Regions from separate parts of the Homo sapiens genome. Here regions 2 and 3 are each linked to region 1. A link is an interaction called in ENCODE POLR2A ChIA-PET data of the cell type or tissue named here. Cell type or tissue: endothelial cell of umbilical vein. All regions are shown on one strand. Each heading gives the region's core, and the rest is flanking DNA. Links, peaks and the distances in the headings are about the cores only.

Region 1 (8,951 bases), core at 3,910-7,909:
ACCTCGTGATCCGCCCGTCTCGGCCTCCCAAAGTGCTGGGATTACAGGCATGAGCCACCGCGCCCGGCGGAACTTTTGCAATTTTCAAACATGTTTTTTTCCAAGTAAACCAATCAATTCGAACTCAAGGTTCCATATCATCATTAGCTTGATCTGAAAGATTAAGAACTAGTTCTTACATCATTTTCTGCAGGCCATGACCTTAAACGCCTACTAGAATGGCTATAATCACAACAGAAAACAATGATGACCCATTTCCAATCTATAGTCCTGGATCAAATGCAACTGAGCAATTCTGGCCCAGAAATTATACTTCACAGACAATGCAATGAAACGCAGCCAGGATAAATGCTGGAATTGCCCCACTCTGAGTGTGATCTCACTAAAGCCCTCAACTATCTTTCCACAAAGCCCTGGGGAGAGGCAGGGTCAATATTGCACATCTGTCTTCAAGGATGAAGACACAGCCCCTTAACTGGCAGGGCCCATCACTCTGGCTGAACAGAGCTCAAGACTGTTTGTCCACTGGCTATTCATTCCCTGGGTCCCTGCTCTGCCCATCCTGTGGCTCTGTGGAAAGTGGCAGCTGTCCCTGACTCGCTGCTAAGCTATTGCTCAGTCTGGCTCCACAGATGGGAAACACACAAATGGGAACACCACAGAGGTGGAGAGGTGGAGGGTAGGTGTGGGGAGCATCAGAAGATGCAATAGGGAGGGAAAAGCCCTGTGGGCTTTGAGTATCCCACAAGGATGGCAGTGCCTCTACCGTTTCAGGGCTCCTGATAGTTACTGAAAGGGCTGGGAGTCCTTCCTGTCACTCTAGTAGATTCAACAAAGGGAAAACAGCCACCCTACTGATTCCTATCCAAAAGCAGTGATTTTCTCAGTTGCCTCCAGAGTGGTTTTTTTTTCCCTCCCAGTCCTTGGCTTGTCTTGCTGCAGGGTAATCTGACACTTTTCCTCAACTGTGGCAATAAGTGAAAGGAGAGAGAACAAAAGCATCTGAATCACAATTTAGGCAAAAAGCTGACAGCCACACAGGCTGTTAATGAGGGACTCTCTCTGTCTCAGGCAGCGTATCTCAGGACACAGGTGCTGAGAATAAGAGACAGGTAGCCCCTGTGTTAGTGAGGCCTGGCACCAATCATAGCACATCCTACGAGACGAAGAAAGCAGGACAACACTCTGCCTAGTTATTAGGGTCTTTTCGGGACAGGAGGCCAAACTGGGCAGCTCCTTTACAAAGTCTGGAGACATTTTGTACAGAACAAGGAGGAACTAAGTCCACTTCACTGCAAAGTGACCTGAGAACACCCTCTAGTGGAAATTATTAATAAAACAAAGACCATGCGCCTAATTCACCTTCTGATACAAGAATGGTTTTTAAATTCCCCATAAAATGGAAAAAACAAAAAACAGAAAAACAACATATTATCTTTAAGAACACAAAAACAATTTTTATAAGGCAGGAGTTCCCACCCATGCTTAGTACCCTGACTGCCAAATCACATTCCTTCCTCAGAGACTCTGACTTTAATATATTCTAAGAAAGGGAGACATGTCGTGGGGGGAGCTACTTGTCCCCTTAAATTTTGGGCAGACTGCCTGCTGGTGCCAGAATGATGCCAAAGACATAGAAAAGTCCCAGCAGGAGGTTGAGCTTGGCAGTCCTCTGGGGCAGTTTGTTGAAGGCCTGGCTTCGAAACTGTCTCTCAAGGGAGAAGGCCATGGGAATGGTAAGCAGGGGGAGTGCCAGGCTGATGGTGCAGTGTGTGGCCAGGATGCTGAAGACCAGGTAGGGCAGGAAGAGCAGTGTGTTGTAGAGAATGTAGGAGAACGTGGGGCCGATGAGGATGGCCAGCGTGACGATACCAGCCTCCCGGTCGGACTCCATGTCCCTGGTGTTGTTGGAATGGAGAATGGCCTCGGTGCTGAGGGCGAGGGGGATGGCATAGACCAGTGGGAAGATGGCCAGGGACCCCACCTGGATGGCGTAGGCGAACATCACAGCCAGCGGGCCAAAAGTGATGAGGATGATGAGGTCTCCCAGAGCCACGTACTTGAATCCAATTCCTGCGGCCAGAAAATCCAGAGAGTTGGTGTGAGACCAAGGCTGGAAATTTAGGGACTGTTCACCAGTGAAGAGGCAGGCCACTTCCGGCTGAAAATGGTAAATCCTTAGACTGTGCAGGTGGGCACTCATTTCATCCCTTAACCCCACAGAGCAAATTCTGATTTCTTCTCCAATGCCACAGGTGCAGAGAGAATGCCCAGTGAGGCCTCAAGTCCCTCTTCCCAGGTTCATACCCAAGTTTCCCTTCCTACTGTCCCCCAACAGAGCTCTGCAACATAGCACACTAGGCACCCACTATACTCTTAGTTCAATGGGAGAGCCCAGGAAGGATCTAAAGGTCTTAGAATCCAGTTCTTTGCTATCTTTCACCCTTCACCAACCCCTGCAAGACCCCGTGAGATCAATCCCTCACAGAATAGCCACTCTGGCCTTCTACTTTTCCACCTCCTTCCCCTACAATCTCAAGGCATCTTCTGGTTTTAAAAACGGCCAGTGAATTTCAGTGAAATTTCGGGGTCCTTAAACCTGCACCCCTGCGATAAGCAAAACAGCGAGGACAGGAGAGTTATAATGCTGCTTTCCTCCTCTGTCTCCTATGAGATTGAAACTAAACCACCCCTACCTCCTGTTTCTGTCCTGCTCATCTACTTCAAAGCCTGTCTAACCCACTTCCTTCAAAACTATCCATTCTCTCCATCCCCGGGGCCACCCTCCATCCCCCTTACCAAATCTACCTCATGGTCATCTTATGCCTGGGATACTGCAACATCCTCCAAACTGGTCTATCAGCTTCCCCTCTCATAACCCCTCCCCCTCTCCATCCCTAATCTAATCTCTAAAAAGGCGTTAGAGTGAACCTTTAAAAATAGGAATCTGGCTGGGTGGGCACAGTGGCTCACACCTGTAATCCCAGCACTCTGGGAGGCCAAGGCGGGCAGATTACCTGAGGTCAGGACTTCCAGATCAGCCTGGCCAACAGGGTGAAACCCCATCTCTACTAAAAATACAAAAATTAGCCAAGCGTGTGGCACACGCCTGTAATCCCAGCTACTCGGGAGGCTGAGGCAGGGAAAATGCTTGAGCCTTGGAGGCAGAGGTTGCAGTAAGCCAAGATCATGCTACTGCACTCCAGCCTGGCAGACAGAGCAAGACTCTGTCTCAAAAAAATTAGTAAATAAATAAATAAAGGAATCTGACCACCCCCTCCCCCAACATACACTTAAACCCTTATCAACCACTCATCCTGGGGATAAAAGTCCCAGATCTTTAACCTGGCTCACCTGTGGCCCAGCCCTACCTCTCCTGCCTCACCTTGAGCTCTCCTCCCCTCTTCACACAGACTTCTTCCAATCCGTCAGAGCCTTCAGACACCCCTCCCTTGGCCTGGCTAACTCTACTCACCCTTTAAGACTTTAAAGACCATTCCCCAGGACCACCTCCTCTCACCCCTAAGCCACATTTGATCCCCTTGCAATATGCTCCCATGGCAATATGCCTGCCATGTTCATAAACTTCATCATGCTTCTAATTAATCTCCACCTTTCTCACTAAACTGTAAGTTCCATGAGGGCAGGACATGTGTCTGGCTTGGTCACAGCTCACTCCCCAATACTTGGCACAAGGGCTGAACTGAAGACAGAGCTACAGTAACAAGCACCTGGAATTTGGGATCAAGGTCAGGAAAGATCTCCCACTCAGACTGAAACAGGTAAAGCAGTATGGAATGAGTGGAGCTGCCCACTGAGGGAGGTGACCCATGCAATTATTGCTACAGAAGCTTAGCAAACTCCAGTTCTAACCAAGCTACAAGATGTGGACTCAAGATCAGAAAATAAAGCTCTGGTTAGGCATTTTAACCAGTCTAAAATGACAGAAGTTCCCACTAGCCACAGGAATCAAAATGAAATAAAATGACAGGAGCTAAGGAACAAGATCCAGTCCAAGTTCACCTTCACATCAGCAGCTGGGGTCCCTTGGTGCTAAATACACACCCTTAGTTCTTCAGAACAAAGTATCTCCAGGGAAGGGCATTAAGGCATGGCCACTGACACTCTTCAACATTCAGCAAGCTAATTCTGCACCCTCAAGCCATATTTTTTTTCCTTCTATTTGGATAATTTTTATACCAAGCCATGTTTTCATAAATAATTTGGTTGTATGAGGACATGCCCTCCAGGAGGAAGTTCCCTCAAGCAGAGCACGAGCTCCAGTTCAGAATTAGTAAATTGACGTCTCTTCCAATATCTCACACATTTAAGGGACTACACCCACGCAAAGATGATGCTGGGCAGGAATACTCCCAGCACAGACCTAGCCAGTTCCTCTACAGCTGCCCACTCTTGCTGTGCTTGTTTTCTCAGCTCCCCAAGTGACGCCACTGGTCTGGCTGTGAAAGAAAATGCAACAGCACTACAGCCTTGACCTTTGGCTGGAGTCTCCAAGAACACCTCCTTAGATCACTCGGCAAAAAGCAATGTAAGCGGCCAGGTATGGTGGCTCACGCCTGTAATCCCAGCACTTTGGGAGGCTGAAGCAGGTGGATCACCTGAGGTCAGGGGTTCGAGACCAGCCTGACCAACATGGAGAAACCCCATCTCCACTAAAAATACAAAAAATTAGCCGGGTGTAGTGGCGCATGTCTGTAATCCCAGCTACTCGGGAGGCTGAGGCAGAAGAACCGCTTGAACCCTGGAGGCAGAGGATGTGGTGAGCCGAGATCGTGCCATTGCACTCCAGCCTGGGCAACAAGAGCAAAACTCCGTCTCAAGAAAAAAAAAGGCCAGGCACAGTGGCTCACGCTGTAATTCCAGCACTTTGGGAGGCCACAGCGGGTGGATCAACTGAGGTCAGGAAGTCAAGACCAGCCTGACCAACACGGAGAAACCCCATCTCTACTAAAAATACAAAAAAAAATTAGCCGGGCATGGTGGTGCACGCCTGTAATCCCAGCTACTCGGGAGGCTGAGGCAGGAGAATCGCTTGAACCAGGAGGCAGAGGTTGCAGTGAGCAGAGGTCGCACCATTGTACTCCAGCCTGGTCAACAAGAGCTAAACTCTGTCTTTTGAAAAAAAAAAAAAAAAAAAGTGATGTAAGCAAGGTTGAGCAGAGATCTCTGTCCCCACCCCAAAACCAAGAGCAACCCACTCTGGGGAGGAAAAAGATCTGGTTATCTGACACAAGAAAACAGTAGAGCCCTTGGGGAGAAAGCTGTTTCCTAGCATTTGATACATGGCCCAAGGCTTCATGTGCTCTACCTGATTCAGAGACGTGGCCCATCTGGGAATTTCCTTTTAGGCATTCCTCCTCTCCCAACCCCATTTTCTGAATGAGCTTACACAGTGAAATACTGGGCCGGTTCTCCACACGGCAGCCAGAATGAATCTGTTAAGACTTAAGTCAAAAAGTTGGCAAGACGCAGAGCAACTGGAACACTTGCTGGGGGGAGTGTAAAGAAGTACAACCACTTCAGAAAACAGTTTGGCAGTTTCTCATAAAATTAAACATCATCTGCCCTGTGACCCAGCAATTCTACTCCTGGGCATTTACCCAAGAAAAATGAAAACAAATATCCACAAAAAGACTTGAACATGAATGTTCAGACGTAATAGCCAAAATATGGAAGCAATCCAAATGTCCCTGAAAAGGAGAATGGATAAAAAGAAGTTGTGGTATGTTACAATGGAATGCTAGTCAGCAAAAAAAGGAACTACTGATACACGCAATAAAACAATGAATCTCAAAAACATCACGCTGAGCAAAAGAAGCCAGACGAGAGCTCAGACTGAAATAAATACACATACATACATACATACATAGTTCATAGTGAAAGGTTCCATTTATATGACAGGCAAAACTAATCTCTGTGAGAGGAATCAGAACAGTGGTTCTTTTCCTGTCTCTGGATGGGGGCAGGGAGTGTGGGATTGACAGGCAAGAAGCACTGGGAAGCTTTTGGGGGTGATGGAAGTGTTCTGGATGATGACGGGGTGTGGGTTATGCAACTGTATACATTTATCAAAATTCATCAAGCTGCAACACTAAAAACCTGTGCATTTCACTGTGTGTCAATTATATGTCAATAAAAGACAATGTTTAAAAAATCTTAAACCAGATTATGTCACTACTCTGCTCAGTATATTTCAATGCCTTCCCATTTGTTCACTGGATATTTACTAAGTAATATTACATGCCAGGCAGTGCTCTGGGTGCTAGGGGTTCAGCTAATACCAGAGACAGAAATCCCTGACTGCAGGGAGGGAGCTCGCAGTCGAAGGGGGAAGATAATTAACCAATTAAGTACTTTATATGGCACATTAGAAGGTAACATGTGCTATGAGGAAAACTAATGCAGAGAAGAGCAGCAGGGGAAGTATCAGGTGGGGGCACGGAGTGGGTGTGTAATTTTAAGCAAGGTAGAAAGCAAGGCCTCACTGAGCAGCTGACATTTGGGCAAATAGGTGAAGGAAGTGAGAAAGTGAACCACATGGTTAGAAGCAGGAAAAGCATTTCAAACAGAGGAAGCTGCATCTACAAAGGACCTGAGGGAGGGGCAGGAGGGGTTGTGCATGCTCCTGGACTAGAAAGGGCAGTGTGGCTGGCCCAGGATGAGCAGGAAGAAAGGAGGAGGGTGGGTCAGAGAACTGGGGGGAGGGCAAAAGGTGGGCAAAGAATGTAGGGCCCTAGGGAGTCACTGTAAAGACCCTGGCCTTTACTCTGAGCAAGATGGGAGCCACTGAAGAGTTCTAAGCAGGACTGACAGGGCTGCCCTATATTTTAACAGAATTACTCTGGTGGCTGAGTGGGAACAGCCTGAATGGGACCAGAACAGAGGTAAAGAGACCAGTTGGGAGCCTGCCGCAAAAATCCAGGGACAGATGATCACAGTGGTGGCTGGACACGGTAAGAAGTGGTCAGATCCTACATGCATTTTGAAAGGAGAGTCAACAGAATTTGCTGATGAACTGGATGTGAGACGTGGGAGTCAAGGACGATGCCCACAGCTTTTGGCCTGAAGAACTAGGATGAAGCTGCCATTGAGCAAAATGGGGAAAAAGCTGTGGGCGAAGCAGGTTTCCTTGGGGAGAAGATCAGAATTTGGTCTCAGACATGTTAAGCTTGAGATGTTTATGAGACAGTTCTAGGAGAAGTTGCTGAGCAAGAAGTTGGATATGAGTCTGGAGTTTAAGAGTCACTAGCTTAACAGATGGCATCTGAAGCCATGAGCTACATCACCAAGGGAGTACATGGAGATAGAGAAAAGAGGCCCAAGGACTGAGCCCTGGAGGTTGGGGAGTAGGACTGGTTAAGATCGCCATGACAGAGACCCTGCCTAACTCACCAACTGTGTCTCATGCCCCCTCTGGCTCACACAGACCTTTCAGTAGATCCTAGCCAATGTCACACTCTCTCTCACCCACCACATTTGCACTTAGTGGTCCTTCAGCCCTGGAGGACTCAGCATCACAATCAGACTCCAATTCCACCCCGTGGCCAGCTCCTTATCCTTCCGTCTTCAAGTCCTAGTTTGAACGTCACTTTCACAAAGACAGCCTCTTCCCTTCACCACCACCTTGTACTTTCTATTACACCACCTCATTGATTTCCTTCACTGAACTTTTTATAATTAGCTGCCAGGCCACCACAGCCTTTTGATTTTCCTCTTACTCCTCTGGATGCTTGCTCACATCCCCTTTACCTGTGCCTTTTCTTCCCCCACCTCTAATGTGGGAGTGTCCCAGGGCTCAGACCAGGACTGACTTTTCTACCAACACTCCCTCCCCCTTGATGACCTCACCCAGTCCTACAACTTTATCTATAGACCAATGACTCCCAGATATGTAATCTCTAGCCCAGGCTTCTCTGAACTTGAACTACCCATTTGACATCTTTGTTAGGAGATTTAATAGACATTAAGATGTCCAAAGTTGGCCAGGCGCAGTGGCTCATGCCTGTAATCCCAGCACTTTGGTAGGCCAAGGTGGGTGGATCACCTGAGGTCAGGAGTTTGAGACCAGTCTGGACAACATGGTGAAACACCGTCTCTGCTAAAAATACAAAATTAGCCAGGCATGGTGGCAGACGCCTGTAATCCCAGCTACTTGGGAGGCTGAGAATCACTTGAACCCGGGAGGCAGAGGCTGCAGTGAGCCGAGATCATGCCACTGCACTCCAGCCTGGGAGACGGAGTGAGACTCTGTCTCAAAACAAACAAAAAACAAAACAAAAAACCACGAAGTCAATTGCTTGCTTTTCCCCCAAAACTTGTTCTATCCCCAGCCTTGCCCTTCTCACATGATGACATCACTCCAGATGGTATCTTCCAGTTCTCAGGTCAAAACCTTTGAGTTATGCTTATGCAGCTATTGATAGGCAATGGTATGATTAACTGGGGCCTTAAAGATGATGAAGATATGACATTTACAAGGTGGACAGGCATGATTATTGGGCCACCAAGGACAAATTATGAAAAGAGAATATAGGCCGGGCATGGCAGTTCACACCTATAATCCCAGAACTTTGGGAGGCCAAGGAGGGCAGATCACGAGGTCAGGAGTTTGAGACTAGTCTGCCCAACATAGTGAAACCTCATCTCTACTAAAAATACAAAAAATTAGCTGGGTGTGGTGGTGTGCACCTGTAATCCCAGCTACTCGGGAAGCTGAGGCAGGAGAATCACATGAACCTAGGAAGCAGAGGTTGCAGTGAGCCGAGATCACGCCACTGCGCTCCCGTGTGGGCCACAGCGCGAGCCTCTGTCTCAAAAATAAAAAAAAAGAATATATAGCCTGAAAATAGAAAGTGGACCCAAATACCCAGAAGCTCCCCCATCAGTTAGATTTGTAACAAGAATTAATATGAATGGAATAAATAACTCCA
Region 2 (11,430 bases), core at 3,327-7,326, 330 kb before region 1:
CTTGGGGTTATGGGCAGGCCGTGGAGGCTGAGCTGCTGACCAGCCATGTGACCTTGTTGCCTGACCTCCCTGTGCCTCAGTTTCCTCTCTTCTAAAAGGAGGAGAAAAGCATCTACTTCATTCCAGTGAGTCTGCTGAGTTACTCCAGGTGAAGGCTTAGCATGCTGCCCCGCCCATGGGAAGGACTCTACAAAGGACAGCTATTGTTGGTGTTATTATTTATAGAGTTGAACTGGGTTAGGCATGTCACACTTTCCAGGGTGGGTTGGAGGTAGGTTCTGAACCCTCCAGGCGGCTGTGGGTGACAGGGGATCCTTGGGGTCTGGCAGGGAACCGCTGGAGCAGGCGACCTGCAAATCCCCAGGCCCAGACACCTCCTCCTGGGGATCAGCAGAATTTGGTGTGCTTTCGGTGAACCATCAGCTTACCTGATATTTGTGCCCTAGAGTGAGGCAAGCTCTGGCCTTTGGTCTCAAGGTGTGTGTTCCAGTTTCAGTCCTTGGCCTTGGCCAGGACTTGCCTTTGGCTAGTCTGAGCCTCAGCTTCCAAATCTGTGGTGTGTGATTGTGATGTCTACTTCACCAGGATGCTGAGGGAGCAGAGGGCAGTGGGGAGAACGAGCACAGCAGAATCTGCCATGCAAACAAAAAGCGTTGGTGGCCGAGGTGCTCTGCCTGGCATGCAGTCAAAGAAACTTGAGTTTGCTTCCCAGCTCTGTCACCCACTGGCTGGGCAACCCCAGGGCAAGTTCATCAATCTCTCTGAGCACTATCTTCTCACTTTTACTAAAATATGGATGATGATGATGGTTATTATTATTATTGAGACGGGGGTCTCACTGTATTGCCCAGGCTGGAGTACAGTGGTGCAGTCTCAGCTCACTGTAACCTCTACCTCCCAGGTTCAAGCAGTCCTCCCTCCTCAGCCTCCCAAGTAGCTGGGACTACAAATTAGTCATGCACCATCATGCCTGACTAACTTTTTGTATTTTTAGTAGAGATGGAGTTTCGCCATGTTGCTCAGGCTGGTCTCGAACTCCTGGGCTCAAGCGATCCCCCGGCCTCGGCCTCCCAAAGTGTTGGGATGACAGGCGTGAGCCACTGTGCCTGGCTGAAATACAGATTATTTTGTGAGGCTTGCAGGTTATTACTGTGAGGCTAAAAATGAGATCCTATATGCCAAGTGTCTGGTGGCTAGAGTAGGGTGGGGCCAGGCTGGGCCACAGGGCTGGGCCATCAGCGTGGGAGAAAGCGCACCGTTCTTTCCTCTTTCTCCCCTCCTGCCTCAAATCCTCTCTCTTCCTCCCTGAGCCTCTAATCTCGCCTCTGCTTCTCCATTCACTATCTCTGCTCTCTCCCTTCCGGCTTCCCTTGTAGTTTAAGATTAGACGTTATCGCTTCTGTCTTGAGGACACGGATATGACACGCTGGCGTCTCTGCATATTCCTCCCCTGCCGGCCTCAGCCCTGACGTGATTGCGAGCGCTGGATTCCATGCACAGCTGCTGGGTCCTGCTCCTTGCGTGGCCGTTTGGACCTGCAGCTACATGGGGTGATGTTTTGCTTTTGATTTGTGCTTCTTGCCTTCTCATCCCTGGTGCTAGATATGGGCTCCCCTCTTTTCCTGTGATGTTCAAGATTCTAATTAAGTGGAAGAGACTTTTACTCCTTACAATTCTCCAGCTATGAATAATGATACTGGCTCATAAATGAAAATTGCTTTTCTATTTAAATTCTGCGCGGTTTTTTTGTTGTTGTTTAAAAAAAGAAGGTATGAAACCAGGGCTCTTGGGTCATTTACAAGTTATTAATTTCAAGCGGAGCTCTTAGCTAGCTTATTAACGGTGAGAGTATTATAGTCCGGTTAAATGGAGGGGATATTAATTACATTGCAGGCTTTTATGCATGGAGAAATGGCTTGTTTCCATGTTGGTGGGTGGTCTAGGTGGGGAAACACAACTCCCCTTCTGGGAGGCATGGGAGGAAGAGGGTCCTGGTGAGATGCTCTGTGGATAGACGCTGGGTCGCAAGAACTAGTGCCAGACCTTTTCCTGGGACTACAGGGTTCTGGGTCAAGGTGGCTGGGCACACCATGGTGCCTCAGTGTCTCAAAGCTAGTAAGGCACTTCTTCCCAACACATAAGACCCCCTCCACTGACGACAGGTCAAGTGGAATTGGGCACTGGGCTGACATGGTAGCAGGAGACATTTCCATCAGTCCAGCATTCCTAAAACTCTCAGTCATTTCATCTCTGTTTTGGCCATATCGACATACTGCCTGTTCTATTATTTACTTACTATTTTTATTTTCATTGACTCACTTTTAAAAAACTGAAATTTCATTTAAAGGGAAACTTTATATCACCACCATAAATAGGAAACCAGCATCCCCAGTCATAAATTCAGAGCAACATAAAAATGAATACATGACTATTAAAAAATGTCCACACGTGCACCACCTGAAAGCGACACCCACGTGGGCAGTGGTGCGTCGACACCGTGGAGAACCCGGATCAGGTCGAAGAAAGGGCTTCCTGCCCTGGTGGCCCTTGCAGTCTCAGGGCCAGCGTCAGGAGAGGGCAGGGGGCAGGTGATCCACCCAAAGAACCAGTGCCTTCTGGGGTCCTTCCAAACAGATGCAGCTGAAACCAGGAGGCCATAAGAAAAGAAGCAGAACTGGGGAATTTCTGTAGATTTTGAACTTTAGGGAACAACATGGAAATAGTATGCAAATTGCATGCCAACCTGAATTTGTTCTCTCAGGCCAATGACTCAGGCCTGTCGCCTGTGGCTCCTGTTCTGGTCTGTCTCCTCTGGTCCCTGGGTTTCCATGAGCCATACAGGAGAAAGGGGACTGTCCAGAGACCCCTGGCCTGGGAGTCAGGATGGAGGCAGTGAGGCTCTGCTGCTACATTGCCCTGTGACCTTGGACAGACCATTGGGCCTCTCTGGACCTCTGCTTCTTTATCTCTGCATGAGGAGGTCGAACAAGATGCATCTGGGGACCCAGTGATGGTTAATTTGATGTGTCAGCCTGACTGGGCCATGGTGCCCAGATATGTGGCCAAACCTTATTCTGGATCTTTTTGTGAGGTGTTCTTGGATGAGCTTAACATTCAAATCAGTGGACTTTGAGGAAAGCAGGTGGCCCGCCATAATGTGGGTGGGCCTCATCCAATCAGTTGAAGCCCTGAATAAGACAAAACCTGACCTCCCTTGAGGAAGGGGTAATTCTGCAGCAGAAACCTTGGGACTCGAGCTGCAGCATCGGCTCTTCTCTGGGTCTCCAACCTGCTGGCCCACTGTATTCGTCTGTTCTCACACTACTAATAAAAACATACCTGAGACTGGGTCATTTATAAAGAAAAAGAGGTTTAATGGACTGACAGTTCCACGAGGCTGGGGAGGCCTCACAATCACGGTGGAAGGCAAAGGAGCAAAGGCACGTCTTCCATGGCAGCAGGCAAGAGGGAGCTTGGGCAGGGAACTCCCTTTTATAAAACCATCAGATCTCCTGAGACTTATTCACTATCATGAGAACAGCATGGGAAAGACTCAGCCCCATGAGTCAATTACCTCCCATGGGGTCCCTCCCATGACATGTGGGAATTACAGGAGCTACAATTCAAGATGAGATTTGGTGGGGGGACACAGCCAAACCGTATCACCCACCCTGCAAATTTTGGACTTGCCAGCCTCTGTAATCACATGAGCCAATTTCTCGAACCTCTCTCTCTCCCCACTCTCTGTCTCCCTACCTACCTATACATGCATACACAACCTGTGTGTTCTGTTTCTCTGCAGGGCCTGACCAGTACAGGCCCCCTTTAGCCATTGTCTCCCTTTGGCATGAGGCAGAACAGATGTGCGCAGGGAGAGGACAGCAGCTGTTCTCCAGTTCCCTCAGCTTTTCCATTGCCCCTGCAAAAATGTAATAGAAAAACTCAGCTCAAAGTGGCTTCAGCCACACCAGGGCTTTATCAGCAGGTGTTACTGGGAGTACAGGGCTAAGGCAGTCTCCAGGGTTATTTGACTCAGCAGCTGGTATCAACAAGGCCCAATTATTTTCCTATCTCTCCAGTCTTTTCTATTTCTGATGTTAGTTTTGGTTAGAAGAGGGCTTCCCTCATGGTGGCAGAAAGGCTGCATAGTTCCAGCCGTACCTCCTAGTCCAAAAGGAGAGAGATGTCTGTGTCCTAGAATCCCAGCAAAAGTCCTCAGCCTGAAGGAGGGCTGACTGGCCCCCCTACTTCAGAGCCAAGATGTATGGCCAGAGGAATGACACAAACTGATCAGCTCACTATCTAAACCAATTGCTGTGGCGAGGGGCATGGGTTACCTCTTGGCAGGAGGGTTTGGGGCTATCGTGGGGTTGGCTTCACACAAACAGGGTGGTTGTTACACAGTGGATGTGTGTGTTTTGGGGGCCCATATAGATGCTTAGCTCAGAGGTTTAGCCCAGGTGGTCCAGGCCCTACCCCTTTCCCTTATTCCCCCTCTACTTCCTTCCCCTGTCTTCTTCTCTCTCCTCTGTGCTCACAGGCTGTGGCCCCACCCTGGCTAGCTGCCCAGGCCCTCTGCTGGGAACCCCTGATATAGCCATACCGTTTGTACCTGCCCAGTCTCATTTCTTCCCCTTCTGGTAACAGAACCCCGTCCCCTGGAGAGACATCCCCCCGTCACTCCATTTGGCTGTGGGGACGGTTGCATCCCTGCAGCCCTCCCTACTTACACAGCCATGAGATCCAGGCCGGGCCAATCAGACTTCTCTGGGATTTTGCTTCCCTCTTTCCTGTGAAGCCATTAGCTGGGTTGATGTGAGCTGGAGCTGTCTGTGGCCTCACCCCGCCCCTGCCACATGGAAGAAGCTGTGTGCAGAAGAGACAGAGACAGAGAGAGAGCACTAAGAGGTCAAAGGATAGGCTTTAGTCCCTGGATTCAGCTGTGTCTGAAGCCAGTGCTATCACACCTGGCCTTTTCCATTACCAGAGCTGCTAGATGCCCTTCCCCTTGAACTAGCTTGGTTGGGCTTTTGTGGCTCGTGACCAAAAGCCCCTGACTGGCATACCAGCATTCATTTCTTTATTCATTTAATTCAACAGTCAACACTTCCTTTGAGCCAGGTAATTCTGGAAGATAGGTACCGTTACTATGCTGATTTCATAAATGGGGAACTGAGGCATGGAGAATTTAAGCAACTTCCCCAAGGTCATTCAAGGTCATTTAATTAGTAATAGTGTCGCTGGGATTGAACCTGTCTCTGTCTGTTTCCAAACAGTCAGCTTCCTCCAGCCAGAAGCTGCTATGAAGTTATCCAGGCAGAGTCTGGCGAGAGGAGAGGCCAGCTTCTCCTAGGCTTTAATAATAGCAGCAGCAATAACAACAACATGCAACGAAGACTCATGATGTGCCAGGCAGTATTCCAAACACTTGACGTGGATTCTCCTCTTTAGGTGCTTATATGTATTTTTTAATCCCCATTTTTTAGATAGAAACACTGAGCTTCAGAAAGATGCAGTAATTTTCCCAGCATCTTGCAGCTAGGAAGTGATGGGTTGAGATTTTCTCTTGGCAACAATTTCCACTGGAGGGTCAGAGCCCAGGGCTAGGATTGGGTCTCTTCTGTTCCTCAGGAAGGCAGAGCCTCCCAGGCCATCCCTGTGCCAAGCACTGCTGTTAAATGCCCAATAACCGGCCAGGTGCCTCCTCCCTCCCTGGTCTTCAGAGCTGCTGGGTCAGGGACCTGGCTGATTTCCCAGTAGTAGAGCCTCAAGGGTGGGTCATGAGAGGGTATAAGTCACACACAGTATGATTCTCAAAGTGGCTTTGGCCTGTGTGTGACTGACTTCAAACAGCCATGGGAGGAGAGGGTGGGAGTGAGGAGGAGAGTGGGAGTGAGGGTTAGGAGTGGGAGTGCGGAGGGGCTGGTGCCTAGAACGCAGGTCTCCTTTGGGCTGGAGGCGCAGGCTTATGTTTGGTCTGTGGTGGCAACATGCCCCTCACAGTGGTGCCCGTCACCCCAGGTTCTTCAGGGTTCCGGTCTCTTGGGGGTGTTGGGGGGGCAGCTAATCTATTGCCTGCACACTCTCCCTCTTGGTAGGAAGTGTGCATCGTGACAGGGGCCTTCTAGAGCCAAGGTCTTACCCCAAAGATGAGGAGGCACAGGGGTGAAAACGCTAGAACAATGGATTCATCTTCCTGGGGGTCCCTGCAGGGACCAGGCTCACAAAAGACCCCAGGGAACCTGGGTAGCTCTTTCAAGGGTGTCCTGCTCCCTCCTGGGTCCCTCAGGTCCTCCCATCAGTGCCTTTGCCCTACGCTGCTGCGTTTCCTGTGCCCTGAAACACACAGGGCTACCTTCCTGAGCGCCCAGGCCTCCCTGCTGTTCACCCGCTTGGACTGGCTGTGTCCACAGCTGTCAACCCTCTGTGGCAGTGGATTATATTCAATTTAGCACTTGATTAAGCCCTGATATTTGCTTTTCCTTAAATTGCTTTAACTTTTCCAACTGATTTCAATCCCCTTTCCCCGAGTCTGCTCTGGTACCCCCCTGCTTGACTGCAGGCCACACTTTTTGGCCCTCTCCTATGTACCCACCCTGAGTTGCTCAGGCACAGAGGATCCAGGTTAAACACATGGATGTTGGCTCCAAGGATATCTCTCCCCTGCCTCAGCTCTGTACCAGATGCTGCCTTGGCCCCAGGATGAGGGAAGCCATGGGAGAAGCTGGTGGAGTGTCTCCGATGCTTCCTCTGAGGCAGGTTGGGGCAGGCCGGGCTGTGACAACAACTGTGTCCGCAACTGGTGGGTTTTTGGTCTCACTGACTTCAAGAATGAAGCCGCGGACCCTTGCGGTGAATGTTACAGCTCTTAAGGTGGCGCGTCTGGAGTTTGTTCCTTCTGATGTTCAGATGTGTTCGGAGTTTCTTCCTTCTGGTGGGTTCGTGGCCTCGCTGGTTCAGGAGTGAAGCTGCAGACCTTCACGGTGAGTGTTACAGCTCTTAAGGCAGCACGTCTGGAGTTGTTCGTTCCTCCCGGTGGGCTCGTGGTCTCGCTGGCTCAGGAGTGAACCTGCAGACCTTCGTGGTGAGTGTTACAGCTCATAAAACCAGTGTGGACCCAAAAAGTAAGCAGTAGCAAGATTTATTACAAAGAGCAAAAGAACAAAGCTTCCACAGTGTGGAAGGGGACCCGAGCGGGTTGCCACTGCTGGCTCGGGCAGCCTGCTTTTATTCTCTTATCTGGCCCCACCCACATCCTGCTGATTGGTAGAGCCGAGTGGTCTGTTTTGACAGGGCACTGATTGGTGCATTTACAATCCCTGAGCTAGACATAAAGGTTCTCCACGTCCCCACCAGATTAGCTAGATACAGAGTGTCCACACAAAGGTTCTCCAAGGCCCCACCAGAGTAGCTAGATACAGAGTGTCGATCGGTGCATTCACAAACCCTGAGCTAGACACAGGATGCTGATTGGTGTATTTACAATCCCTGAGCTAGACATAAAGGTTCTCCTCCTCCCCACCAGACTCAGGAGCCCAGCTGGCTACACCCAGTGGGTCCCACACCGGGGCTGCAGGTGGAGCTGCCTGCCAGTCCCGCACCATGCGCTCGCACTCCTCAGCCCTTGGGTGGTCGATGGGACTGGGCGCCATGGAGCAGGGGGCGGCGCTCGTGGGGGAGGCTCGGGCTGCACAGGAACCCACGGAGGTGGGGGAAGGCTCAGGCATGGAGGGCTGCAGGTCCCGAGCCCTGCCCCACGGTGGGCTGGCACTGCTGGGGGACCCAGTACACCCTCCACAGCCGCTGGCCCGGGTGCTAAGCCCCTCATTGCCCGGGGCCGGCAGGGCCGGCCTGCTGCTCCGAGTGCGGGGCCCGCCAAGCCCATGCCCACCCGGAACTCCAGCTGGCCCGCAAGCGCCACGCGCAGCCCGGGTTCTCGCTCGCGCCTCTCCTTCCACACCTCCCTGCAAGCTGAGGGAGCCGGCTCCGGCCTTGGCCAGCCCAGAAAGGGGCTCCCACAGTGCAGCGGTGGGCTGAAGGGCTCCTCAAGTGCCGCCAAAGTGGGAATCCAGGCAGAGGAGGCGCCGAGAGCAAGCGAGCGAGGGCTGTGAGGACTGCCAGCACGCTGTCACCTCTCACAACCACAACCACCTTGAGATTGCAGGGGCTCGCAACAACAAAGGCGTGTTCCTCACCTGCTGACAGCTGTCCTGAGCCACAGGGGGCTTTGCTTGTGTCTTCTCCATCCAGGACTCAGGCTGGTGGGGCAGCCACTACCTTGAATGTTGTTGGCCACCCTGGTGCGGCTAGTTCCAGCACCTCTGGGATCAGCAATCAAATACCTGCTCCACCCCGCTTGCACATCCCTCTAGCTTACAAGTGCCTGGAGGAGAACCGCCCTAATGACCACCCCAACACGTGGAATCTAACAAACGTGAAGCAGAAGCTGTTCCGGCCCAAGCCTAGTCTGCTCCCTCTTGACCAGTAGTGGCAACTTCCACCCACAGGCTCAGGCCTGGGGTCCTCCCTGTTCCTTCTTTCCCTCCTCTCCATGAAGCCCCGTGGGGGAGCTGACTGGGTGCTTCCCATCACTGCTGCTTGGTCTTTTGCACGGGTGCCCATGGCACTTTCTGCTGTGCTTCATGATTCCAGGCTCCTGGCTAGTTAGTTGCTGATTCCCCATGGAGCAGCCAAAAGGATCCTTTCCATGCATCCACTAAAAAAAACAAAAAAAAAAAAAGCTTGTTTTTTGTTTATTTTGTTTGTTTTGAGACGGAGTCTCACTCTTTCACCCAGGGTGGAGTGCAATGGCGTGATCTCAGCTCACTGCAACCTCCACTGCCCGGGTTCAAGCGATTCTCCTGCCTCCGCCTCCCGAGTAGCTAGGTGCCCACCACCATGCCAGTCTAATTTTTGTATTTTTAGTAGAGACGAGGTTTCATCATGTTGGCCAGGCTGGTCTTGAAGGCCTGACCTCAAGTGATCCACCCACCTCAGCCTCCCAAAGTACTGGGATTACAAGCGTGAGCCACTGCACCTGGCCTAAAAAAAAATGTTTTTATTGAAACATAGTTCCTATAACATAAAATTGACCTTTTTTTTTTTTTTTTGGAGATGGAGTCTTGCTCTGTCGCCCAGGCAGGAGTGCAGTAGCTCCATCTCAGCTCACTGCAACCTCCATCTCCCGGGTTCAAGCAATTCTGTCTCAGCCTCCTGAGTAGCTGGGACTACAGGCACATGCCACCACACCTGGCTAATTTTTGTATTTTTAGCAGAGACAAGGTTTCACCATGTTGGTCAGGCTGGTCTCAAACTCCTGACCTCAGGTGATCCACCCACTTTGGCTTCCCAAAGTGCTGGGATTACAGGCATGAGCCACCGTGCCCGGCTTAAAATTCACCATTTTAAAGGGAACCCTTCAGCCATTTTTAGTATAGTCACTATGTTGTACGATCATCACTGCTATCTAATTCCAGAACATTTCCATCCCCCCAGAAAGAAGCCCTGTACCATTAGCACTTGGTCCCATTCTCCCCTCTCCCAGCCCTTGGCAACCACTAAGCTGCTGTCTTCGTGGATTTGCCAATTCTGGGTATTTCATTTAAGTGGAGTCACGCACGATGTGGCCTTGAGTCACTGGCTGCTTTCATCTATCATGGTGCTTCCAGGGTTCGCCCATATTGCAACGTGCATCAGAACTTCATTTCTTTTGATGGCTGAGTACTATTTCATTGCATGGACATACCACATGCTGTTAATCAAAAGGTTCTTTTTTGTTTTGTTTTGAGACAGGGTCTTGCCCTGTCACCTAGGCTGGAGTGCAGTGGCACAATCATAGCTCACTCCAGCCTTGGACTCCTGGGCTCAAGTCATCCTCCTGCATAGCTGAAACTACAGGCATGCTCCACCGTGCCTGGCCAATTTTTAAAATTGTTATAGAGATGGGGTCTTGTTATGTAGCTCTGGCTGGTCTCAAATTCCTGGGCTCAAACGACCATCCCACCTCAACCTCCCAAAGTGCTGGGATTACAGGCATGAGCCACCGTGCCCAGCCAAAAGTCTCTTTTAAAGGCAGGATCAGGTTCTACCATGTCCCTTCCCACAATTCTGTAATGGCTCCTCTGGCAATGAGAGCAAACCCCATGCCCCTCTGCTGGCCCCAAGACTCTGCAAGGCAGGCCCCTCCTGTGTCTGAGCTCAGTCTGCTTTTCTCCCGGTCATCTCCTGGGTTTCAGCGGCTCTGGCCTGGCTTACCCTCGAGCTGGTCAGACTCACAGCAGCTTCAGGACCTTGGCAGTGGCCTCTGAAGCCTGTGTCTGGAACGCTCACTCCCATCCTATTTTGTTTGTTTTTACTTTTTATTATGGAAAACTTTCAGAGACAGTAGAAACACAATCGAATAATGAACCCCTCTCCCCAATGTATCGTGTTGAAGCAAAAACCAGACATCGTGTCATTTATTCTGTTGATATTTTAGCGTTATCTCTAAAAAAATGCTCTTCCTCAAAACATAATCGCGATGCTCTTATCAAACTTAAGAAATAAACCTTATTCTGTTAATATCATCCAAATCTAGTCAGTGTTCCAATTTTCCCCATTGGCCCATACATTTTTTAAATGCAAGGTTTCAATTTATTTTTATGGCACTTTTACTTGGAACGCTGTGGGTTTCTGCCCGTCTCCAGAATTAGGTGGCTTTTTAATGCAGGTAAGTGTTCTTTTATTTTATGCCTTTGCCTTGTTTGTTCTGTAAGTTAACCCTTCATATTTTTTTTTTCTCTCTCTCTCTCTCTGTCCTTGCAATTGACGTGGTGAAGAAACTGAGTTGCATATACTTTAGAGTTCCTGCTCTCTGGACTTTGCTGATCGTATCTTCAATGTGTCATTTAATATGTTCTCCTGTCCCTTTTGCTCCTGCAAAATGGCAGTTAGGTCTAGAGGCTTGATCACAGTCAGGTGAGATATTGAGCAAGAATACGCCAAAGGTAATGCAGTGTGCTTTCTTTTTTATTTTATTTATTTATTTATTTTTGAGACAGAGTCTTGCTCTGTCACCAGGCTGGAGTGCAGTGGCGCCATCTCGGCTCACTGCAAGCTCTGCCTCCCGGGTTCAAGCGATTCCCCTGGCTCAGCCTCCCGAGTAGCTGGGATTACAGGCGCGCAGCAATGCAGTGTGCTTTCTTTGGGAGGTTCACAATGACATGCTTTCTCTTTTTGTGAGTTTAACCAGCCACTGATGAGCATAGCATAGATGCTTTAACTCATAAGGGCATGTATAATGGTGGTATTGGATCCAGTGGTCCAGTGGGGGTGGTTTTGCCCCCAAGAGAGATTTGGCCATGACTGGAGACATTTTTGGACTGGGGAGATGCTACTGACATCTCATGGGCAGAGGCCAGAGTTGCTCCCAAACATCCTATGACACACAGG
Region 3 (11,430 bases), core at 2,958-6,957, 140 kb before region 1:
AGGGGAAAGGACTTGGCAGAGAAGCATTCTAGTCCTGGTTCTGCACTAAACTGCTGTGTGGCCTCTGGCAAGTTACTGCCCCTCTCTGACCTTCAGTTTTTCCCTCTGTCAGGGGCATTCTTTGATTCTCTAATTTGTCGAAATCAGAGACATAGGGCTACATGCTTCTGGGGTAAAGAGACTCTGCCCCCACCCTCAAGGAGCCCATCTGTCTCTGCCCCATTGCTCAGCTGTGTGATAGGGACAACAGGAAGAGGTGGGGTGAGCTGGGCCAGTCAGGGAGGGCTTCCTGAGGAGGTGTTGCCAGAGCTAGGATTTGTAAAGCAGGAAGAGATGCAGGGAGAGACATGGAAAACAGTATCCTGGGGTAAGTCCTAATGCCCCAGCTTCACTTTCTGCTTGGGATCAGTGCTTTGCCGGCCACAACTTCCTCAACACCCTGCACCCTCCCTGCACATAGCAGGTGCTCATGAAATGCTTGCAGACAGGCAGGAAAGGCACACCTGTGTTCCCAGGTCCTGGTTCCTGCCTCCCTGAGTCTGCTGGTCCAGGCTCTGCACCCTGGGTCTCTCCCACAGCAGAGAAGACCACATTTCCCTGTGGGTATAAATGGTTGCAGAAAGTTATAACTTAATTAATTTAATTAAATTTTCTGTGTTGTATTCACAATGAAAGCTTCAGGTCTGGGGGACAGGACCCTGGAAGATGAACTTAAAACACACACACACACACACACACACACACACACACACACACACACACACACAAACACTTGCTCCACTGCCTGTACCTTGTCTGTAGCCACCTCCCAGGGCTGGGGCCCTGGGGACTGGGTCAGGAAGGCCAAAGGTTTGAGGCCAGGTCGTGGGCCATGGCACCAGGAATGGGGGACCAAACCCTTGGATAAACCATTTCCTTTGTTTTCGCTGGAGGGTAAACCCAGACAAGACCTGAGTCACCCATACAATGCGATGGGGATGGGGTGGGGTGGGTGTGAGGGATAGCCTCTGAACTTGAGCTCCACACCGAATGCATAGCACCTAGATGCATGGCCTTGGTCAAGTCACTCCTTACCCTCTCGGAGCCTCAGTCTTCCCATCTGTAAAATGGAAATGAGTCATGATAAGGACCACAGATCATATTCACAGCTTGGCACAGAGTAGCTGTGTACTAGTCCATTCTTGCACTGCTATGAATGAAGAAATATCTGAATCTGGGTAATTTATAAAGAGGCTGAATTGGCTTATGGTTCTGCAGGCTGTATAGGAAGCATAGCAGCTTCTGCTTCTAGGGAGGCCTCAGGGAACTTACAATCATAGTGGAAGGCAAAAGGAGGTAGGCACATCTTACAGGGCAGAAACAAGAGGAAGAGAGAGAAAGAAATGTGTTAAAAGCTACACACTTTCAAACAACCAGATCTCGTGAGAAATCACTATACAGTACCCAGGATGGTACTAAAACATTCATGAGAACTCCGCCCCCATGATCCAATCACCTCCCACCAGAAACCACCTCCAACATTGGGGATTACAATTCACCATGAGATTTGGGTGGGAACACTGATCCAAACCATATCAAGCTGCTATTATTCTTGCCCCTCAGGTGGAGGGTCTGAAGACAAGCAGCAATTTACTCTTCAGTCCCACTGGAAGGGTGGGGGTGGTGAAGGTAGTGAGAGTTGGGGGAGGGGACTCCTGCTATTTAAGCCTCACAACAACCCTAAGAAGGCCCACTGATATGGTTTGGCTGTGTCCCCACTCAAATCTCATTGTGAATTGTAGCTCCCATAATTCTTATGTGCTGTGGGAGAGACCCAGTGGGAGATAATTGAATCATGGGGGCAGTTTCCCCCATACTGTTCTCATGGTAGTGAATAAGTCTCATGAGATCTGATGGTTTTATAAGGGGTTTCCCCTTTCACTTGATTCTCATTTTCTCTATTATCTGCTGCCGTGTAAGACGTGCCTTTTCACCTTCTGCCATGATTGTGAGGCCTCCCCAGCCATGTGGAACTGTGAGTCCATTAATCCTTTTTTTCTTTATAAATTACCCAGTCTTGGGTATGTCTTTATCAGCAGTGTGAAAACGGACTAATACACCCACGTAGGACGAGGCTTATAGCACAGGTCCTAGACCTTTCTAGGTTCTACCAACCTGAAACATTGGTATTATTCTACTATTGGCAGTAATAGCAACAGCATATACAGGTTACATCCTATCATGAGGACAAATATCTTTGTGAGGGACAACAGTAATCACAAACCTATGATCAGCTCCCCATGCACTGGTACTAACTTGGTGGAATGAATCTGGGACAGATTTTCAGTTGACAAACCCCCCTTCCATGATTCATCACCTTCCACTTCATTTTCCCTTTTATCATCGCTGCCCTAGTAGCTGTTCACCTTCTATTTCTCCATGAAACAGGATCCAACAAACCCTCAGGAATCTCATCAGATTCTGCAAAATCGCATTTCATCCATAGTACACAAGCAAAGATGTCTGAGGCTTAACTCTCCTTCTACTGTGATTACTCCTCCGAGTCCTGTTTTCACCCTGACCTATCAGGAGACCCAGACAGCTACACCCCCAGCAAATCCCCTTAACACACCACCCAACATTTAACCAACGTTAAACCAGAATGATATTTTCTATTTTCCTATGCGATCCCATGCTTTATTTCTTTCTTTCTTTTTTTTTTTTTTTTGGTGGGGTGGGGGACGGTGTCTCACTCTGTCGCCCAGGCTGGAGTACAGTGACATAATCTCGGCTCACTGCAACCTCCTTCTCCTGGGTTCAGGTGATCCTCCCACCTTAGCCTCCCAAGTAGCTGGGACTATGGGCGTGCACCACCATGCCTGGCTAATTTTTGTATTTTTAGTAGAGACGGGGTTTCACCATGTTGGCGAGACTGGTATCAAATTCCTGACTTCAAGTGATCTGCCCGCCTCAGCCTCCCAAAGTGCTGGGATTATAGGCATGAGCCACTGCACCTGACTCCCATGCTTTATTTATAATAAACTAGGAGGGGTTTGAGCCCTTGGCCTGGCTATAGGGTTGTGAAATTAAATATATATATGAATTTTAAAAAGGAGGGTTTATTTTCTATAAGGAGTAACAGCCTGCAAGGTGGTCATCCCAAAGGCTGGGAAGGTGCCTCCAATAAAGGCCATTGATAGTCACTTTGAAAGAGAGGGTGCATTAGGCCATTCTTACATTGTTATAATGAAATACCTGAAACGGGGTAATTTATAAAGAAACAAGCAAGGTTTCATTGGTCCATGGTTCTGCAGGCTGTACAAGCATAGCGCTGACATCACTCAGCTTCTCGGGAGGCCTTAAGGAGCTTTGACTCATGGTGGAAGGTGAAGCGGGAGCAAGCATGTCCCATGGTGAAAGCAGGAGCAGGGGAGTGGGGCATGCACTTTTAAATGACCAGATCATGTGTGAACTCAGAGCAAGAGCTCACTCATCACCGAGGGGATGGCCCAAGCCATTCATGAAGGATTCAACCCCATGATCCAAACACCTCCCACCAGGCCCCCGCTCCAATGCTGGAGATTACATTTCAACACAAGATTGGAGCAGGGACAAATATCCAAACTCCATCAGAGGGGTTCCGGTGGAAGCTTTATGCTGAAGGGGTTGGCGAAACATGCATATTTAACAGGTTACAGGAAGAGCTATGAGTATTTATGAAGGTGGTCCCGACACATGTATATTGAATAAACATGTATGTTACGTATGACCCATGTTCACTTTGGGGTAGAGACTTAACATTTAAATGTATTATAATTAGGCCCTATATGTTGAAAGGTCTTTTTAGGACATGAAGGCTCTCAAGTGTGCAGCCTCTGTAAACCAGCCAGAACCGGTCCGTGGAGGGTGGTCTTTCTATCAGGAGAAAGTTATTGTAATCAGTCTCTTGTCCTTTGAAAGCTGCAGTTATGGCTGGAGGAATAGGGGCTTAGTTAGTGTCTGTGAGCTGGGTGAGTTGTAATTGTCTTAATAGTATTTATCTTGAGGCCAGTGCTTGTTTAGCTGTAAAAAAAAAAAAAAAAAAAAAAAAACAAACCTTGTGGCAGTCAGAATACAGTTTTTTGTTTATTTGTTTTTGTTTGTTTTTGAGAAGGAGTTTTGCTCTTGTTGACCACGCTGGAGTGCAATGGTGCGAACTCAGCTCACTGGAACCTCCGCCTCCCGGGTTCAAGTGATTCTCCTGTCTCAGCCTCCCAAGTAGCTGGGATTACAGGTGCCTGCCACCACGCCCAGCTAATTTTTGTATTTTTGGTAGAGACAGAGTTTCACCACATTGGCCAGGCTGGTCTTGAACTCCTGAGCTCAGGTGATCCACCCACTTTGGCCTCCCAAAGTGCTGGGATTACAGGCGTGAGCCACCGCACCCGGCCCTATAGTTTATTTTTTAAGTGCAGGGGTACACGATTTAACCCCTGCCTGGCATGGCTTTAGGTCTTATTTATAATTTAGCATCTTATTGCCACAAAGAGTCTGTCCTGTCAGTCTTATCATTTCCATTTTAGCCTTAATGCTGGTCAGTATCTAAACCACATAAGGGAAGGAGGTATAATGAGGCATGACCAACCTCCTGTTCCATCATGGCCAATAACTCAGTTTTAAGGTTTTTCTGGGGTTCCCTTGGCCAAGAGGGGGTCTGTTCAGTCAGTGGGGGACCTTGGGATTTTATTTTTGGTTTACAGGGTTATATTAGGGTCCTAACAAAGCCTCTCTTTTTGGAGTCCTTTGTCGATTATGTAGCTTAGACCACGTAACACTGTGTAGGAAAACACATTAGCCTCAATCAAAGCTAACTTGAGACCTTCTGGAGTTCCCTGGTGGATCAGCTTATAAAATGCGGGAAGGAATATCGACCCAAGTATATTCACTGTTCCTGGGTGCGTGGCCTCAGAACTGCAAGGACGTGGCTGGGAACAAGCCCGCTATGGACAGAAGGATGAACTTGGGTTTTCTCGGGACTGAAAGTCCCAGTACTCCCCTCAGTCCCGGGCAAGCCAGGACAGATGGTCACCCTATTTACAGAGCACCGTGCCAGCAGTGTGTGTCTCAACTGAGGCGAGTGTCACACATACCCAGTGGATGAATAGAAAACATAACTTTCTTATTCTGAAATGGACAGGAAGCTGTAACTTGGGTTGAAATTCCCAGTGACAGCAACACACAGGACTCAAAAGGCACTGAGTCTCAGATCCCTAGAAACAGGGGTCTACTGACTCCCAAGATCCAGTGGGGAAGGCCCCAGAAAGGGGTTTGAGCAAAATAATTTCATGAAATGCATTAAATGGAAAAATTCATGTTTCTAAATTAGCACACCTTATTTTAGATATATGGTATTTAATAGACACACAATTAAACTAATACATAACCATGTTTTCCAGTGGCACAGGAAAATAGACATTTGAGTTCTCCCTGGGAAAATGGAGAATCCCTTTCCATTCAGGGCCCACTTGCTGTCTTGGGGGGCTCTTCAGCACCTCGCCTCCCACCCCTGGGTGGCATGGATGCTGTAGATAACTTGGATCTCTTCATGCTGGACAGGAGAAGGGATTCATTTACTCATTCATTCAACAAATATTTGCTGAACATTGTGCACCGTGGACTTGGGACACAGCGATGAAAAAAAAGCTCGCAGTCCCCACTCTCATGCGCTGACATTCCAGTGGGATTCTCAGAAAATAAATTCACGAATAAATGAAACGTGTATTGAGTTAGTGAAACGTGCGAGACAGAACAAAACACAGCATGGCAGAGGGGTGGGAGGCAGGAGTGAGGAAGGCAGGGGACTCTTTTTTTTTTTGAGACAGAATCTCACTCTGTCACCCAGGCTGGAGTGCAGTGGTGGGATCTCGGCTCACCGCAACCTCCACCTCCCGGGTTCAAGTGATTCTCCTGCCTCAGCCTCCCGAGTAGCTGGGATTACAGGCGTGTGCCACCGTACCCAGGTAATTTTTATATTTTTAGTAGAGACAGGGTTTCACTATATTGATGAGGCTGGTCTCGAACTCCTGACCTCAAGTGATCTGCCAACCTCGGCCTCCCAAAGTGCTGAGATTACAGGTGTGAGCCACCACGCCTGGTCTGGGGTTGACATTTTAGAAGGAGGCAAGGAAAGGCTTCACTGAAGAGGGACATTTGAGTAAAGATCTGAGAAAGGGAGGGAACTGGGGCTGAATAGATTTCTGGGCAAACAGAATAGCTCAGGCAGGCGGAGCAGCAAGTGCCAAGGCCCTGGGGCAGGGGCATGCCTAGGGCGTCGGAGGAGTGGCAAGGAAGCAGGCGCGGAGCAAATAAGGAAAGTGGAAGGCCGCACAGTCAGAGACAAAGGGAGAGGCTAGATCATATGAAACCTCACAGGTGGTAATAAAACTCTGGCTTTTATTTTAAGAGAGATGAGAAGCCGTTTGAGGGTTTTTAGGAGAGAAGTCACATGATTTGATTTATGTTTTATAGGATTCCTCTGGCTGTTGGATGGAAAATACAGTGAAGGAGCCAGGGCAGAAGCAGAGAGACCAGTTAGGCAGTGATTGCCTTCAGAGGGTCAGAGGGTTGTAAACCTGGAGGTGGAAAGAACTGACCAGATCCTGGATATATTTTGAAAGTAGAGGCCAGGCAGGGTGGCTCACGCCTAGAATCCCAGCACTTTGGGAGGCCGAGGCGGGTGGATCACCTGAGGTCAGGAGTTCGAGGCCAGCCTGGCCAACAGGGTGAAACCCTGTCTCTACTAAAAATAGAAAAATTAGCCGGGTATGGTGGCACGCGCCTGTAGTCCCAGCTACTTGGAAAGCTGAGGCAGGAGAATTGTTTGAACCCAGGAGGCGGAGTTTTCAGTGAGCCAAGATCGTACCACTGCACTCCAGCCTGGGGGACAGAGCGAGACTCCATCTCAAAAAAAAAAAAGAAAGAAAGAAAGTAGAGCAGACAGGATGTGCTGGTGGATCGGATGCAGAGGATGATGTACTGAGGGGGGTCAAGAACGACTTTTGGCCTGGGCGACTGGAAGCATGCAGTTGCCATACCCAGGTGGGAGAAGAAGAGGTTGGAGAGGGTTTGGGGGAAAGCTCAGAAGCTCAGTTTTGTGTATGCCAGGTTTGAGATGTCTTTAATCCACCAAGCGGAGATGTGGTGTAGGCAGCTGTAGGTGTAAGTCTGGAGTTCAGGAGGCACACTGGGACTGTAAGCAGGCATTCAGGGATTATCAGCATTTGGATGGTGTTTGAAGCTATGAGCTTGGCTGAGATTATTTAGGGAGTGAGTGTAGATAGAGAACAGAAGGTCCAAGCACTGAGCCTAGGGCACGAAACACTTAGAAGTCAGGTTGTTAACCATCTGATCTTTGACAAACCTGACAAAAACAAGAAATGAGGAAAGGATTCCCTGTTTAATAAATGGTGCTGGGAAAACTGGTTAGCCGTATGTAGAAAGCTGAAACTGGATCCCTTTCTTACACCTTATACAAAAATTAATTCAAGATGGATTAAAGACTTAAATATTAGACCTAAAACCATAAAAACCCTAGAAGAAAACCTAGGCATTACCATTCAGGACATAGGCATGGACAAGGACTTCACGTCTAAAACACCAAAAGCAATGGCAACAAAAGCCAAAATAGACAAAGGGGATCCAATTAAACTAAAGAGCTTCTGCACGGCAAAAGAAACTATCAGAGTGAACGGGCAACATACAGAATGGGAGAAAATTTTTGCAATCTACTCATCTGACAAAGGGCTAATATCCAGAATCTATAAAGAACTCAAACAAATTTACAAGAAAAAACAACCCCATCAAAAAGTGGGCAAAGGATATGAACAGACACTTCTCAAAAGAAGACATTTATGCAGCCAAAAGACACATGAAAAAATGCTCATCACTGGTCATCAGAGAAATGCAAATCAAAACCACAATGAGATACTATCTCATGCCAGTTAGAATGGCGATCATTAAAAAGTCAGGAAACAACAGATGCTGGAGAGGATGTGGAGAAATAGGAACGCTTTTACACTGTTGGTGGGAGTGTAAATTAGTTCAACCATTGTGGAAGACAGTGTGGCGATTCCTCAAGGATCTAGAACTAGGAATACCATTTGATCCAGCAATCCCATTACTGGGTATATTCCCAAAGGATTGTAAGTCATGCTACTATAAAGACACATGCACACGTATGTTTATTGCGGCACTATTCACAATAGCAGAGACTTGGAAGCAACTCAAATGTCCATCAATGATAAAAGGATTAAGAATATGTGGCACATACACACCATGGAATACTATGCAGCCATAAAAAGGATGAGTTCATGTCCTTTGCTGGGACATGGATGAAGCTGGAAACCATCATTCTCAGCAAACTATCACAAGGACAGAAAACCAAACACCACATGTTCTCACTTATAGGTGGGAATTGAGCAATGAGAACACTTGGACATAGGGCAGGGAACATCACACACCGGGGCCTGTTGGGGGGTCGGGGGCTAGGGGAGGGATAGCATTAGGAGATATACCTAATGTAAATGACGAGTTAATGGGTGCAGCACACCAACATGGCACATGTATACGTATGTATCAAATCTGCACATTGTACACATGTACCCTAGAATTTAAAGTATAATAAAGAAAAGAAAAAAGAAAAAAAAAGTCAGATTGTTGTGCAGGGGGGCGGAGAGGGAGCAACCAGAGAGAGACAGGAGGAGAAGCCAGAAGCCAGTGTCCTAGAAGCCTCAGGAAGAACAGGTTCAAGGAGGAGACAATTACGAGAGTCAAAGGCAGCCGATGGGAAAAGGACAAAGAGGACCAAGGGTCCAGCATGGAACAGAGTGATGAAGAGGGCATCAATGACCTTGACAAGGGCAGTTTTGATGGAGCAATGCAGGTAAAGCCTGATTGGGTGGATTCAGGAGAGACTGGGCGGAAAGGAATTGGAGACAGCAAGTCAGAACTCTTCCCTGTAAAGGGAAAGAGAAATGGTGTAGCACAGAGGAGAGGAGCATGGTTGAGAGAAGGTTATTTTCTTAAGATGGGGAAAAATCATAGCATGCTTATGGCATTGGAAATGACCCAGGAGAGAGGGAAAATTGATGATGCCAGAGAGTGCAAGAGGAAAGAATCACTGTCCTCTAGTAGGGAGAGGATGGGACAAGGACATAGGCGGATAGCAACCTGGCTCTGGGGGAGCAGGAGCCCTGGGGTCCCAGGTCTGGCTCCCAGGACCTGTCTTTTGATGCTCCTGAGCACCCAGCACAGGACCAACTCACAGATAGTGGGTCAATGGGCAAATGTGAGGCAACTCAGTGTACGTCTTGCAAGAATTTTTAAAAGCAAGCTCTGGACTCAGATAAACTGAGGTGCAAATCCTTATTCTGCCACCCAGCAGCTGGGTGACCTTGAGCACATTTCTTGACTTCTCTGAGCTTCAATTTTCTTCTCTAAAATGAGGAAAATAATGGAACCTACTTCATGGGCTCATAAAAAGATTAAGACAATCATCATGCACATAGAGCTCTGAAAATGGTACCTGCAACGGGCGAAAGTGCTCTGGAGGGGTTAACTATCCTCATTATAAGCAGTTCAATAATTCCCCCATCCAGGCTCATCCAGAGTTTAATAAAATCCAACATGTAAAAGGAAATGAGTGTAGCTATAAAATTGCAATGCACACACCCCATGATCACTCACAATTGCCCTGACTGCTAATGACCCTCAGGCTGCTGCGGCAGTGAGACAGCCCTGGAGGCCACACTGTTCCCAGATATAATGCCCCCCGGCCTCTTCCCTACAAGGAAGCATGTGGGATGAGTGACAGTGACCTTATTAGACAGAGAACATTAAATCTACTCTACTTGATTTTTTTTTATTTCTTTTTTTTTTTTTTTTTTTTTTTTGAGACAGAGTCTTGCTCTGTGGCCCAGGCTGGAATGCAGTGATGCCCTCTCGGCTCACTGCAACCTCCACCTCCCGGGTTCAAGCGATTCTCCTGCCTCAACCTCCCGAGTAGCTGGGATTACATGTATGCGCCACCACGCCCACCTAATTTGTTTGTGTTTTTAGTAGAGACAGGGTTTCGCCATGTTTGCTAGGCTGGTCTCAAACTCCTGGCCTCAAGTGATCCACCTGCCTCAGCCTCCCAAAGTGCTAGAATTACAGGCATGAGCCACCGCACTCGGCTGTATATTTTTTAAGCAAATTACTCACAACGGTTGGTACATCAATGATTATCAGTGGCACATTACTTGAGCGTACTTGCAACTGAACTGCATACGAGGGTGGCAAGTAGACTGCAGTGCTAGTTAGGAGAAACAAGCCAAACACTGGGTGAGCAGAGGGGGCTTATGTCACTTCTGGGAGCTCCAGTCCAGCCTCCTTCCAGGGCACTAGCAGGCCCTGCAGTCCTGAGTCTTGGCAGTCTGGGAGAGGGGGACGGGCCTCCTCCTGAGAAGAGGAGCCTGACCCCACCAGGCCTAAAGAAAACAATTACATTTGCATTTCATTTGAAGTTGAGACAACTGCTGCTGTGGGCTAATGACGAGCCAATTGATTACCAGAAACATATGTGTGGAAGAGGAATCATTCATTAGGCAGGAGTTGCAGCTCAGATGTCAAGCAGCTGTCGGCAGTTCCTGGCCTTTTGGAGTCTGGGGAGCTGCCAGGATGTCTTTGCTCGGGAAATGAGTCCCCAGGATGGGCCTCAGTGTCCCAGGTCTCACTACCTTCTCAACTTCCTCTGTAAATAGGGATAATAGGGGCCAGCTGAGTTCACAGTCAGTCAACAAACACTTAGTGAGTCCCCACTCTTGGCAAGATGCTGTGTCTTAAGATACAGAAAGGAATAAGACACAGCTCCAATCTCAGAGCACTCTGTAGACCTTGGTGAGAGCTGCAAAGCAGTGGGCCCAGGGAGCCATGGAGGCTCAGCGGAGAGGATCCTCCTGGAGACTGGGATGGGATGAGGAAGTTGGGGAAGGCTTCCAGGAAGAGGTGACATTTGAGCTGAGTCCTAAAGAGTGAGGAGGAGTTGGCCAGGAGATGAAGGGCATTTCAAACAGCAGGACCAGCATGGGCAAAGGCTTGGAGGCCGAGAAAGTCTGGGACATTTGGGAAATTGAAAGTGACTTGTTTAGGCTGGAGCACAGGGAGCATGTGAGTTGCTGCGGCTGACGGGCCAGCAGGGGCCAGATCATAAAAGGTGCTATGGACCAAGGGGAGGAGCTGGAGCTTTGTCCCCTGGGCTGCTGCAGATGAGTGACTGGGGAGGCTTCCAGGAGACACACCTGAAGGGTAGCGAGCACAGCAGTACTGCCAGAGGGAAACTGATCCGAGATCACTGCAGGACTGGCCAGAGGGAGAAGCCGATCCTCAATCGTTGCCCCTAAGATCTGAGCTCATCCCGTGAAGGGCTCTGGACCT

The links. ChIA-PET counts read pairs that join two places held together with the same protein. Peaks named below come from ENCODE experiments on the same cell type or tissue, not always from the same donor. Only the 100,000 strongest peaks of a DNase experiment are listed, where the experiment ranks them.
Region 2: POLR2A ChIA-PET joins it to region 1 with 8 read pairs; 3 of 35 experiments call an interaction of 5 or more read pairs at or near these places.
Region 3: POLR2A ChIA-PET joins it to region 1 with 7 read pairs; 4 of 35 experiments call an interaction of 5 or more read pairs at or near these places.

What each region holds. Positions count from the first base shown.
Region 1 is chr1:11,278,766-11,287,716 of GRCh38, reverse strand. It overlaps UBIAD1 (UbiA prenyltransferase domain containing 1), which reads right to left. Exons shown (of 2, transcript NM_013319.3): 2 at 1-2,073. The coding sequence ends at 1,586. It also overlaps the pseudogene UBE2V2P3. Among named protein-coding and RNA genes, the nearest start is that of UBIAD1, 10 kb to the right of the region's middle. In endothelial cell of umbilical vein, for the core only: no CTCF peak of the experiment used is centred there; a DNase peak (open chromatin) is centred at 5,686; H3K27ac peaks cover 695 bases.
Region 2 is chr1:11,605,279-11,616,708 of GRCh38, reverse strand. LINC01647 (long intergenic non-protein coding RNA 1647) reads right to left here and starts at 7,178. Exons shown (of 3, transcript NR_104624.1): 1 at 6,596-7,178; 2 at 4,731-4,866; 3 at 3,354-3,919. In endothelial cell of umbilical vein, for the core only: no CTCF peak of the experiment used is centred there; no DNase peak of the experiment used is centred there.
Region 3 is chr1:11,416,494-11,427,923 of GRCh38, reverse strand. It overlaps the pseudogene MTCYBP45. Among named protein-coding and RNA genes, the nearest start is that of DISP3, 57 kb to the left of the region's middle. RefSeq lists an enhancer at 10,987-11,430. In endothelial cell of umbilical vein, for the core only: no CTCF peak of the experiment used is centred there; no DNase peak of the experiment used is centred there.